2 separate regions of the Homo sapiens genome follow, and region 1 is linked to region 2. A link is a contact called in ENCODE Hi-C or POLR2A ChIA-PET data. All regions are on one chromosome and are shown on one strand. The core of a region is the stretch at or near the end of the contact, and the rest is flanking DNA. Distances in the headings are between cores, read along the strand shown.

Region 1 (2,700 bases), core at 51-2,550, 48 kb after region 2:
CTTTTCCAAGTACATCTGTGTGAGGTCAGATTTCCTTAATCTGTTTCAACCGAAACAACATATTGCAAATTGACTGAAGGCAGATACAGATGAGAATCCCTTTGTCTCCTACTAAACAAGACGTTAAAGTGACTTGCTAACATGTAAAACTGTCATTATTTCCACTGGTTTTTTTGGTCAATATATTTTTTATAAAATAAGTCATATATAAAAACAGTCATATGTGCCATGGTTTATTATGGTTATTTAAAATGAATAAGTAAATACTTAATTCTCAGTTTTAATATTTAATATGGTAAATATCGGTACATATAACCCATATAAACAAAAGCATGTTGGGGTTTTCAATAACTTTTGTAAGTATAATGCAGTGCTGAGTCCAGAAAAATTTGAGAATCACTACTGCAGAAAATAGAATTTATTTGTTTCTTAATATACATTAATGCTACAAATTGTATTAACTATACAACATAACACTTTCCAGAATATTTTTCCTTTCTGTGCAAATGTTCTTATAAAAAGGCATCTCTCCCTATCCCCCAACTCTTGCAATAACAAGTTATGACTGGGGTGACAATAAACCCAAACCACCTGACAGTGCCTCAGAGGTGAAGTAGTAATTACCAGCCACCTTTCCCTCTGGGCATTCTTTCACAAGTGAAAGGCTCCCGCTTCTATGATAAGTGTCAGTAATTTTCCACGTCCTCTGGCAGTCTTGATAGTCACATAAAAGCCTTCTTCTACAACAGGTATTTTACTTCAGAGAAAATAATGGGTTCTAAAAGATTTCTTGAAAAGACCCTTGAGTAACACATATTTGCATCCAAAGTAAATATATAATCTTCATATGAGACTAAAATTTTTTAAACAGTCCAACAAAGCAAATTATTGTCTAACAGTAGGAAAAAGGTATAAATACCTAAGAAACTAAAAAATGTGTAAGTCGGGCAGTTAGAAAATTAAAAATTTTAACTTCTAAATTTTTATCTATTTTTGAAGTTTCTATTCCTCACTAGATCAGTGTTTTTATTAGCTTCAAAAAGATTTCATTTTCAAAATAGAAGGATTAACTTTAAAAGTGCAGGATAGTTGAATGCATTCTTTCAAACAAGAATTAAGGATATCTGAACTAAAGGGCCTAAGAGGTACGTGACTGATAAATACGGTACTCCTCAAATTTCTTTCTCTGGCAGACCAAACAGATGATATGTAATGAATCATTGATTCACAAACCCAAGGCTGCTTCTCAGCTGTTTGTATCAGATACTTAAAAAGCTGTAATAGCATCACTACATTTTCAAAAGGGCAATTTTCTTCTTAAAAAGAAATCCACTTATTTCTAAACATTGTCAAATGTCAAACCTGCTAAAATCCTTTTACATGTATTTTAAGAGACAACCAAACACTGCATTTCTGTCTTTGTTCTGAAAGTGCTCCCCCATGTAAAAGTATTGAGAAAACAAGCTCTGGGTCTCCACAAATAGCTCTTGTCAAACAGGTCTGTGCAGGATGACACAAGAGACATTCTTTGTCGTGCCCTTGCAATTTGCAGACAGCACAACCAGAAGTTAACAGATTAACATTGACATCGGCACAGTTATGCATCCTTGTAGCCAGATGTGTATCTAGTATATCTGACACCAGATAGGATCACTTTTTAAGACCTCCTCTTCCATATGACAAAGTTATTTTCAATAGAAGTAATGAAATGAAATGAATAATGATAATGTCCAGAAAAGAATGTAGACATTAAAAATTTTCTTTCCCTGAACTTTGTATAATCACGCCAGTTTTTTAAAAAAGTAAAACAAATATTAGCGTACAAAAAAGGAAAAGTTAATAGATTCAAGTTTTGATTATATTAATATATTTAATAAAATTATAAACAAAGGGAATAACATATATAATGGTATGCTATAGTAAGAAATAATAATATTTGCTATTTTCAGCCTTACCTTCTAAAAATCTGTCAACAACTTTCTCAAAATTGATCTTCTTTGGACATACATGTTCAACAAAGGGTATAGCCAGCTCTTTTGATTTATTTGTCATAGCTGATGGAAAAACACCTTTTATTAATTTTAACTCAGAAATGTTCTTCCAGATGAGGCCAGAGATATGCAAATATTTTAGAAAAGTATTAAACATAATAAGTTTGGTAGAGATTCATAATAATCCCACATCACATTAAACTCCAAAAAAATGCAGTCATATCCATGCCTTTGTTCTTTTGACTTTCATTCAAACAATTTACAAATGCCTCTGAGGTATAAAAAAAAAAAAAATCCCACTTCTCAAGTATTTCTTCTGTAAAATCAGAGAAAATGGCTAAATGATTGTGAACACAGATACTATTTGATTAATTGCTGTAGAACAAGTGTCCAGTTCTCAGGGACAACAATTGGGGCGTTTGGCATTGCTATGTGGATTTCTCTGAGCAATGGAAAACCAGCAACTCTTTGTTGTTTCTCCTGGCACTCTCCTTCAAAATTTGATTCTTTTTTCTATGTAAATGTTGATTTCCTTATATTTTGTTGTTGCACAGTAAATAGGCTTCACCAAAATTTCTGTGCACTTATCTTCAAAGAAGAATTTTAAAGTTTGGTATTTCACTGTACATTGTTCAAGATGGAGTCTATTTGCAAATATTTTTGTATCTGATTAATGTCATCTAAAACTATACCAGAAAAAAGATAATTC
Region 2 (2,701 bases), core at 38-2,537:
AACTGACCTCTCTTCATCCCACTCTCTCTGGAATGTGCTTTGCAAGAGCATATGACAGTAAGACCTGGTTCTGGTCTTTTTATCCTATTGTTCACACAACTAAGGATATGGTTTAGATATATGTCCCCATCCAAATGTCATGTTGAAACGTAATCTCCAATGTTGAAAGCGGGGCCTGGTGGAAGGTGTCCGGATCATAGGCACGGATCCCCTTGGTGATAAATGAGCTCTTGCTCTGAGTTCACAGGCGATCTGGTGGTTTAAAAGTGTGCGGCACCTCCCACCCACTCTCTCTCGCTTGCTCCTGCTTTCGCCATATGACATGCTTGTCGCTGCTTCGCCTTCTGCCCTGACTGTAAACTTTCTAAGGCTTCATCAGAAGCCAAGCAGATGCCCGGTGCGATGCTTCCTGTACAACCTGCAGAACTGTGAGCCAATTAAACCGCTTTTCCTTATAAATTACCCAGTCTCAGGTACAGCAATGCAAGAATGGACAAATACAACCACTAACAGAAAAACCCTATCAGAAACTCAAAGTCAAGAGTAAGTGCATCAGACTGTATTCCTGCATGGCAAGATAAATCTATGAAAACAGTAAAAATGACTAACTGTGCTGCCACACAAGAACTGCGGAAGAATGTTTTGGCTACTATTATTCCTTAATAGGAATAATATGTATACGGCACATTTCTTTTCTTTTAGAAGTTGTTGTCAGCATATATTTATGTCCTTTAATTTATTCTTCCCTTACAAATTATTCTTTTCTGGTATTATTTTCAGAAAGAATTTGCTGAAGAACTTACTTACCATTTGCCTCTCTTCACTTCATTTTTACTATTGCTTTCTGTACTAACTGGATGATAATGAATGTGATGTTAAAAGTACAATCACCATTTACTTAGCATTTTAATTTGTTCCAGACCCTATTTGTTAAGTCCTCACACCTACCTTTGAAGGTGAGGGATCATTAGCTCCATTTTACAGAGGTGGAAACCACAGTTCAAAAGGTTGAATTGTTGCCCAAGGACACACAGTCAGAAGCTTCAGTACCTGGATTTGAATCTAGAGACTGCGGCTGGAAGCCTCACCCTCTCCAGGACACCGAGCTCAGGCCCAGGATGATGCTTCCATTACAGAGCGTCACTATGTGCCAATCTGGGGCCCAGCCCTTGAGCTAAATTATTTTATTTATTCTTCAAAACAAACTTACAAGGTGGGTGTTACCACTCCCATTTAGCCACAAGAAAACTGAGCACAGGAAGTTAAGTAACTTGATTAAGGTTACAGAACTAGTAAGGGCAAACTACAAAGTAAACTCTGGCTCATCAGCTTGAAAGCCCCTTCTCAGGGCCCCTGGCAGAACATGCACAGGTGTCAAGAAGAGCAGTCCTCCCTGCCTCGCAGCAATGCTTTGCTAAAACAGGATTTACAATAGTCATAAGAACATGACATAATATTTACCAAGTAAGACTCTACGGAGTCCCAGCCCTAAGTCCCCTTATCCCCTTGATAAGGCTTTGTGTGTGTGTGTGTGTGTGTGTGTGTGTGTGTGTGTGTGTGTGTGTACATATAAAATGAGGATACTCTTAGATACTGAAGAAGACTGGATTGTCTGTAGTTACTTTTAGAGTCACTGAACATAATGCTTCTCATTTTTAAAACCAAAACCACTAATAATATCTTAATTTTAAAGCCAAACACTCTTTGCTGGTCCATTCTATAACCAATTACATGACTGTTTCCAGAGAAAACCTTTCACATGTCTTAGTTTAGATTCTTCAAACTCTCCCAGTTTACCAAGCAGAATAATAACGAGAACTAAATGGAAATTAGGGTCCAGCACAGTATTGGGCAAAATTGAATATTTATAGAACGGTTAAATAAGCCACAGATGAAATATCAAGTTGTCAATGTAATTTATATAACTTTTATTTTTATATAATTTCACATGTACAGAAAAATACCCATATACCTTTACCCAAATAGCTACCACCAAGAAATCTCTGTTGTAACATTTCAATCGCCATTCCCTCTGAAATAATAACAAAGCACTTTATTTGAGTATTCCGTATTCCCCAAAGCTAGCTGTGAAAGACCTACATCACCTCAAAACCTTCCATTTGGTTCCATAGATCCTGCCATGTCACATTCTTGTAACCAGCTGCAGGGCCATCTTGTTATAACTGGTTCATGTCCTGCTAAAGCTGAGAGGTGAAGGGCTAAAAACACAGTCCTGGCACAGATTCCAGGACACCCCGGCACAGGCTTGTTTGAGGACATTGCCTGGGTAAACAGCCTCCCCTGAAAGTGTTCAGTGTACAACTCTTCACAGAGCAATCGCTCAAATGCGTGGCAGCACGCAGACATGTCTCTCGGCTTCTCTCCTTGTCTCTGTTGCCTTCCTCTCCAGTCGGTGCTTTAGAAATGCTTTATTCCCATTGTCCACTGAAAATACAACCTAGATTCCTTCAGTAAATATCTGTTAAGGAGGTCACATGAAAAGATTGCTCCAACTCATTCTTGCTGGTGGGCTCCCAAGGGTAAAATAATATAGTTCGTGTCTTCTCAGTCATGAGGAAACCATTGTCACTAAATCTCCCTGGGATGCTTCCTACATCCAACCAAACAAAGGGAGCGACAGCTGAGGTCTCCAGGTCAAAAACAAATATGTCACCTTGCTGAGAGATGATGGCCTGAAAAA

The links. A loop is a pair of places that touch in the nucleus more often than their neighbours do. ChIA-PET counts read pairs that join two places held with the same protein, here RNA polymerase II (POLR2A). Pooled maps may share reads with other maps.
Region 1: a loop to region 2 is called in a map of naive thymus-derived CD4-positive, alpha-beta T cell, with 2.1 times the contacts of the local background. The contact joins two enhancer-like sites. A Hi-C loop is called at or near these places in 5 of 168 maps with a recorded cell type or tissue (Caco-2, HepG2, astrocyte of the cerebellum and 2 more) and 2 of 50 pooled maps. POLR2A ChIA-PET finds 5 or more read pairs at or near these places in 1 of 52 experiments (activated T-cell).

Annotation. Positions count from the first base shown.
Region 1 is chr4:102,677,656-102,680,355 of GRCh38, forward strand. All of the region lies in intron 7 of MANBA (mannosidase beta), which reads right to left. Among named protein-coding and RNA genes, the nearest start is that of MANBA, 82 kb to the right of the region's middle. Within about 2 kb of position 1,301, at least 2 of the 41 ENCODE cell types and tissues checked have a DNase peak (open chromatin) inside an H3K27ac peak, as active enhancers do.
Region 2 is chr4:102,629,589-102,632,289 of GRCh38, forward strand. It overlaps MANBA (mannosidase beta), which reads right to left. Exons shown (of 17, transcript NM_005908.4): 17 at 1,182-2,693. The coding sequence ends at 2,469. Among named protein-coding and RNA genes, the nearest start is that of NFKB1-AS1, 130 kb to the left of the region's middle. Within about 2 kb of position 1,288, at least 7 of the 41 ENCODE cell types and tissues checked have a DNase peak (open chromatin) inside an H3K27ac peak, as active enhancers do.